2 separate regions of the Homo sapiens genome follow, and region 1 is linked to region 2. Evidence: chromatin contacts called from ENCODE Hi-C or POLR2A ChIA-PET data. All regions are on one chromosome and are shown on one strand. The core of a region is the stretch at or near the end of the contact, and the rest is flanking DNA. Distances in the headings are between cores, read along the strand shown. Region 1 overlaps ITGA1 (integrin subunit alpha 1). Region 2 overlaps ITGA1 (integrin subunit alpha 1).

What was found. A loop is a pair of places that touch in the nucleus more often than their neighbours do. ChIA-PET counts read pairs that join two places held with the same protein, here RNA polymerase II (POLR2A). Pooled maps may share reads with other maps.
Region 1: a map of breast epithelium shows a loop between it and region 2 (22-fold over the local background). The contact joins two enhancer-like sites. A Hi-C loop is called at or near these places in 6 of 168 maps with a recorded cell type or tissue (MCF 10A, breast epithelium, heart left ventricle and 2 more), 1 of 37 single-sample maps with no recorded cell type and 4 of 50 pooled maps. POLR2A ChIA-PET finds 5 or more read pairs at or near these places in 5 of 52 experiments (AG04450, BJ, activated B cell and 2 more).

Annotation. Positions count from the first base shown.
Region 1 is chr5:52,819,892-52,823,843 of GRCh38, forward strand. All of the region lies in intron 1 of ITGA1 (integrin subunit alpha 1), which reads left to right. Among named protein-coding and RNA genes, the nearest start is that of PELO-AS1, 21 kb to the left of the region's middle. Within about 2 kb of position 2,645, at least 13 of the 41 ENCODE cell types and tissues checked have a DNase peak (open chromatin) inside an H3K27ac peak, as active enhancers do.
Region 2 is chr5:52,862,871-52,866,559 of GRCh38, forward strand. It overlaps ITGA1 (integrin subunit alpha 1), which reads left to right. Exons shown (of 29, transcript NM_181501.2): 4 at 1,893-1,981; 5 at 2,101-2,212; 6 at 2,820-2,947. Among named protein-coding and RNA genes, the nearest start is that of PELO-AS1, 64 kb to the left of the region's middle. Within about 2 kb of position 1,686, at least 2 of the 41 ENCODE cell types and tissues checked have a DNase peak (open chromatin) inside an H3K27ac peak, as active enhancers do.

The DNA of each region.
Region 1 (3,952 bases), core at 1,395-3,894, 42 kb before region 2:
TATTAAATAGGGAATCCTTTCCCCATTGCTTGTTTTTCTCAGGTTTGTCAAAGATCAGATGGTTAGATATGTGGCATTATTTCTGAGGCCTCTGTTCTGTTCCATTGGTCTATATCTCTGTTTTGGTACCAGTACCATGCTGTTTTGGTTACTGTAGCCTTGTAGTATAATTTGAAGTCAGGTAGCATGATGCCTCCAGCTTTGTTCTTTTGGCTTAGGATTGACTTGGCAATGCAGGCTCATTTTTGGTTCCATATGAACTTTAATGTGGCACATATACACCATGGAATACTATGCAGTCATAAAAAATGATGAGTTCATGTCCTTTGTAGGGACATGGATGAAGCTGGAAACCATCATTCTCAGCAAACTATCGCAAGGACAAAAAACCAAACACCACATGTTCTCACTCATAGGTGGGAATTAAACAATGAGAACACTTGGACACAGGAAGGGGAACATCACACATCAGGGCCTGTTGTGGGTGGGGGGAGGGGGGAGGGATAGCATTAGGAGATACACCTAATGCTAAATGACGAGTTAATGGGTGCAGCACACCAACATGGCACATGTATACATATGTAACAAACCTGCACGTTGTGCACATGTACCCTAAAACTTAAAGTATAATAAAAAAAAAAAAGAAAAAGAAAATGGCACACTTGCTCTTGACTCCCTTGGCCGGAGGTGGAGGTAATACATTGTTAGTTCTGATCCTTGTTCATTGATGAGAACCAGCCCACATGGCTTCCACCTACTGCTAGGGACTCTGGGACATACAGACAAGCACATAATTATTTGGTGATATTTGGTGAGCCCTAACTGCCGCAGAAAAACTTTTGAAGCATTTAGTTCTCTCCCGAGACCAGAAATCAATCAGGTAAACATGAATAAGAAATTTATAGTATTATCTCAGTTTTTTTTTATTGGCTTTAACAAGAGCATATGCTGGGAGGATATTTGCTATATTCTGCTAGTTTCCCCAATTTAAGGTTGTCTGTTTTGATTAAAACCCCTTAGCCCAGTGGAAAGATGAAACTCTCATCTATTTAGTCCTTAATATCTCTATCACTAAATGGATAGGTTTCATGTACTCTTCAGTATTGATAGCCTACTTTCTAAGTGTGTGTGTGTATGTGCATGTGTTTCTGCCATTACAGTCATTGTATGAAACAATTATGTATTCTGACAACAGCTAGCACAGATTTATCTATTTAATAAATGTTGGTTGATTAATAGATAAAGGCACGTTTATATATACCAGCAAATACGAAGACTTGGATTCAGTAAAGTTTGATACCATTCAATAGCATTAAGATTAAGGATGACTGTGACGGCCTTTAGTTTGCATTTTTAGACTGCTTAATTTGGGTCAATGTTTCTCAAAGTTATCTCCAGTGGTCTAAACTGTTAAATCTGTTCCGAAGTCTAGGAACCTATGTCAGTCAAAAAAGTATGTTTTTAGACAGCTCTCCTCACCCCATTCCGTGTGAAGATGGCCCCACTGATATTCATAAAAAATAAGAATATTCCCTCCCAATGAATGTTGCTATAAGGAAATTTGCTCATACAGAATTGGTAAATGGAAAAATGATGTCACTATAATACATAAGTCACTATAATTCAGTTTTCCCTAGCACCTTAATGTTTATACTACCAATGCCACCACTTGAATGCCAAATACACTAAGAGTTGGACACAGTAAGCATATACTCATACAGTATTGTAAGGAATTCCCATTCTCCTTGTATTCTTCCTCTTTGCCTAGTTTTGCTGTGTGTGATTTCTTGGAAGGGCTTATATAATTGGCCCCAAACTTAGTTCATTTTGCCCTTGTCCCCACAACTATTCAGCCTTAACATTTTCTTACTTCATTCCACTGTAATCATTTATTTAGTATAGAATTTATTAGGAATCTAAATGCCTTTAAAATTATGCTAGTATTTTTATTTGAGTTGTTTCGACTTTATGTTTTAGCTAAAAAGGTGTATGGACTTTGAGTTGACTGCCCCAACTCTGTTTTTATCATAAGCTGTATGATTTTTATGTGTGATTTTGTAGAAAACACAAGATTGCTTTTAGGAATGAATATATCACATTATAATAGAAATATCTGTTTTCTTGCAACTTAAATTGCATATATTTTATGAATGGAAGAATGTCAACAACAAAATTGGCAATGGGACTATTTGAGAATTTGCCATGTGGAGGCCGTTTCCTGACCTTTTATCCTTTATATGCTAGAGTGCTTTAGAGTTTCCAAATGGTGTTCATATGTGGAATTTTATGTCAATCCTTGAACAATACTACAAGGATCATTATTAACATTTCTACTTGATAGACTTGGAAATCAAGGCTCAGAGGAGACAAATGTTTTGCCTACAGTAGATTGGTGACAACATTCTGGCTATAATTAGTTACTCTATTCAAATAAACATATTTGAGCTTCGATTTTACTTAGGGCACTGGGGATACAAAGATAATTAAAATGAAACTCAGTCCTCATCCAACCAGTTGCCTCTCTTCTTCCTCCCACTGATTCAGGGACACTTCCGTTTGGACTGGGCAGAGCTAGACAATCTCAAACTCATAGAGGCATCTGCATTGCTAGTTTCCTAGAAGAGCTGGAGGCTGAGTATCCGGACTGCTCTGCATAGGGGATATGGGACACTTAGGTGGCTCCTGGCCAAGTGGCCCAAGCCTGTTGCTGACTGGAAGTCTGTCACTTGGCTCTCCTCCCTCGCCAGTTCGTATTGTAGCCTCTACCCTTGACACTGTCTCACCCAGTGGAAACACAGCTGCAAGAGCTGCAGAAGGCCTATTACTTCTAATCTTTCTGCTTCGTATGATCGGTAATTACACCCCAGGGACACATAATGAAGATGGTTCATCACTGCTTTTTATGTGCTTCATAGTGTGAGATAGTGGACTGGGAACTTGAATCAGAGCAAGAAAATTGTTTTCTGCTCTAGGTTTGGTCACTTAAACTAGCCACAGTATATTAGGCAAAATATTTCAACTGCTTGGGCATCAGTGTTCTCATCATTTGAGGACACTGTCTCATTAGATGGTCGAATAGGGACTTTTCCAGCTATAGCCTTCTGAGATTCCTCAAGGACACATCGAGTTTGTATTGCATGGTCAAAAGAGGGCTCCAAGGAACCAGGTCTAACAAGCTTTAAGGTGAGTGAGTTCTCTCAATGGTGCCCCGACTTTCCTGACATCCTTCTGAATCTTAGACAAGCCTCGGAGAGAGATACTCATGGAATGACCAAAATGGTAGCACCAGATCTGTATGAGGTATTTAATCATTTTATTTTATTTTAATTTTTAGACAGAGTTTTGCTCTGTTGCCCAGGCTGGAGTGCAGTGGTACGATATTGGCTCACTGCAACCTCCGCCTCCCGGGTTCAAGCAATTCTCCTGCCTCAGCCTCCCGAGTAGCTGGGATTATAGGCTTGCGCCACCATGCCCAGCTAATTTTTGTATTTTTTAGTAGAGATGGGGTTTTGCTCTGTTGACCAGGCTGGTCTCAAACTCCTGGCCTTAAGTGATCCACCCACCTCAGTCTCCCAAAGTGCTGGGATTGCAGGTGTGAGCCATGGCACCTATCCAAATCATTTTAAATGGTGATGATTATGTCCAATAAGTCCATCTTATTCTCTTGGGCATCTCAACCTTTTCCTGCCTTAGGAAAATGGAGGTCCTCTAACTCCTAAGATCTTGTCACATGATCCTGCTGTAGGCAGAACCCACACCAGTTAAATGTTTATTTACTTGATCAATGTTTAGCCTGTGGTTGGCTTTTAAATATCCCAACGGAGACTGAGAAAGCAGTGCAGAGAGTGCTAAAATACAGACAAAGGAAAAGAAAGAATTGGAAACTAGGAGAAAACAAGGAAAAAAGAAGGGGAAAGTGCTTTCAGCATTTCTTTTCAACTTCCTCTACATG
Region 2 (3,689 bases), core at 436-2,935:
TTGAATTTTCTATTTGTTTGTTTTTATGAACTTTTTTTCTTTACATGCATAAGCATACTTATAATAGCTGCTTTAATATCCTTGCCTGATAATTCCAACATCTGGAATATCTCAACATCACTTTCCATTTATTACCTTTCCTTGAGGTTGCATCACATTTTCCTGTCTTGTCTTGTAATTTTGGATCATAACCTGGATTATATTTTTGAATTACAGGTGTGGAGATTCTAGATTCTGTTATATGCCTGTGAATAGTCTTAACTTTTTTTATTAGCAGGAAATTTACTTGGCTCAACTCAATTTCCAAGCATTGACTTTCTTGCAATGACAAGTAGTTAAAATCTCTATTCAGGTTTTATTTCAGCTGGGCTATTTGAAATATACTCTGCGCATTTACTATTCAAGTCATCTAGTTATTTGGATAAAATATATATGCATATTATAGAACTGTTGTTTTGTGGCTCTTTTTCTAAGATATACTACTCTCCTCCTCATTTTGCAGCTGCTGTCATTGCCCTCAATCTCTGTTCTCTTTTTATTCAGTACAGTAAGACTAGGAGTTCTATTTGAGTTTTAGCCACTGACCAGGGCCTTCCCTAGGTTGGGGGTGGGTTAGGGGTGGGGGACAAAAACAAAACAAAACACAAAAGCACAAAACTCATTTAGTGCCAGTATCTTCTTCCAAGTATGGATTCCCCTCCATTTTCTGCCACCTTTCTAGTGCCTTCAGGTGATTGTTTCATGTATTTTTTTTAATTCTTCCTAGAATTTATAGTTGTGATTTGCAGAGGAGCTGTTTTGTTAGGAGTTACTCCTCCCTTACTGGAAATTGGAATAGTTTTAAAATTAGGCTAGAGATTTTAGCCACATCAAGTACAGTAGGGAAGTTTCCACTGTAGTCCCTAATTGTCCCAGGAATGCTTTTTCTGGGTCAAGCTTTGTATATAAAACTCTAATCCAGATTATACAAGATCAATGCATACAATCGCCCAGCTCTAGGTGCTTTCAAAGCAAACCAGACTAAACTCTTGGACAAAGGCCATTGCGCAGATCAGGAAGTCTAACTGACCATTCCAGAATCTCTGCTTCCATTCCCCACTTTAAATCCACATACAGTCTTAACATGAAAACAACCTCTGGAACAAACAGTGAGACAAATCTTTCTCAACCTGAATTTTGCCTCTTTCTAATATTCCACTCTACTAAGCAGATTTAGAAGTTCTTGTTTTTCCTGTCCAGTCTTTTTTTCTTTTTTAGTGTGAGAAAGTGAAACTTCTTGCCAATATTGTTAGGCTGGCATGCTTCATGCTTCAGGACCCAACATTCCCTTCAGAATGTCAAATGCAGTCTCTTTACTGTGTTTCCTTTATCAAAACTTTCTGGACACTGCTCTAATATTCCTCTAGTTTCCTTTGTCACCCAAAGGATGTCCTCATGATTTTGGAAGTCATGGTCAAAAAACTGGTGTTTGAGTTTTCTTTTCTGATCTTCTACCCATTTCCCCTTTTCTTGCCAAAAATCGTGTTTCATCACTGGTCATTTATAACAAAGTTATAAGATTACATTATATCTACAGTATTATGAGATTAAAAACTTTGCTTTAATTAGCAAGAACGTGCAAAAAGCAATCCCACATTCTCATTGCCCTGCTAGTTCTGCATTCTTTCACAGTTCAGCAAAACTATCTGAAATAGTTTCTGGGACATGAGCCAACTCTTCAGCCTTAGCTTGTTCATTATATTCCTTAAGAAGACTTGGAAGACTAATTAGTTGAACCAAAAGAAGAATGTGCTATGATATGAGCAAAACAAATAGAATGTCTTAATGAGAGATGCTTAAAATTTCACTTTGTGAAACTTTTCCTCCCTCATAAAATTTTGTTCTATTTTTAGTTAATACATCAATTCCCAATGTCACAGAAGTAAAGGAGAACATGACATTTGGATCAACTTTAGTCACCAACCCAAATGGAGGATTTCTGGTAAGAATGGAGAGAATGATATTTATTGACAACAGATATGCTATCATTTTAAGTCTTTGTAAGATCTGTTATATAATTTTCAGTCTAATGATTTCTAATTTTAAAACAATTTTTTAAAGGCTTGTGGGCCCTTATATGCCTATAGATGTGGACATTTGCATTACACAACTGGAATCTGTTCTGACGTCAGCCCCACATTTCAAGTCGTGAATTCCATTGCCCCTGTACAAGGTACAGATTTTATGCAATGTTCTTGCATGTTTGAAAAGCCTATGCAATGAATGAGACGTATGTATACAAAGGAACATACCAAAAAGCTTAAAGTATTTTCTTAGCTACCAGCATTACCAATTTAGGTAAATGTTTGCTTTGCCAGTATATAACAAAATCTGACTGCTATTTTTGGAATTGATATTAGTGTAAATAACTTTACAAAGTCATTTTTAAACATCATAGATAAAGCTGTCATGCTGCTTATATTTAAAGAATGAGTCTCTTTGAAGAAAGAAGTAACTTCATTTGAGATATGCTCAAAAACTGTTTTATAAAAACTTATATAAAATTCATATTGAGAAAATTTGCAAAGATAACTCTCATACAATACTAATTAAAATTCAGTAGGTATGAATTTTATCCCACACCAATTGTTATTGAAAGCAATGAATATTTTTATCATCTTTACTTTTTCGAAAACTATTTTTTATTGCTAAAACAATGTGTCTACTTTGGAGAACATCAGTTCATCTTTTAAAATGAACTTCTTTCAGCCATGAAAGCACTTCATATGCCTCTGAAAAAAATAGATTCCAAATTTGACAATTGACTCCTTTTATTGCAGAATGCAGCACTCAACTGGACATAGTCATAGTGCTGGATGGTTCCAACAGTATTTACCCATGGGACAGTGTTACAGCTTTTTTAAATGACCTTCTTGAAAGAATGGATATTGGTCCTAAACAGACACAGGTATGTGACTTTGTGTTTTGATTTCTGTTGTTCTAAAGATAAAAATGCACAAATTTTTAATAAAACCAAATATTCTGAAAGCAAATTAATCAATAAAACTAAAGTTGAGAATGAATTTTATATCCATTTCCTGTTCTTATTTCTGATAAAAAGGACATTACTTTAAGCTGTGTTATTTTCTATTTTTTTCTTTTTTCTTTTTTCTTTTTCTTTTTTAGACAGAGTCTCACTCTGTTGCCCAGGCTGGAGTGCAGTGGTGCAATCTCAGCTCACTGCAACCTTCACCTCCCAGGCTCAAGCAATTCATATTTCTCAGCCTCTCCAGAAGCTGGAATTACAGGCATGCGCCATCACACCTGGCTAATTTTTTAAATTTGTAATAGAGATGGGGTTTCATCATGTTGGCCAGGCTGGTCTCAAACTCCTAGCCTCTGGTTGATACACCTGTCTCTGCCTCTCAAAGCATTGGTATTACAGGCGTGAGCCACTGTGCCCAACCTAGGCTGTGTTATTTTCTAAACAGAAAATATTATGAAAGCTGCCATTTTTAATGCACTTGAAAAATAACTCCTATAGAGTTCTATAAACTCATAGTTTAATTTTTACTTAAAATGGATATAGCCACTTTTGGTAATGTCAGAGCCGGGTGTCAGAGTTTGTAAAAACTAATCTGACATCCCAAACAACCCATCACATTATAATCTCTCCTCTCATATTATACAAATAAGTTAGTAACTGACCA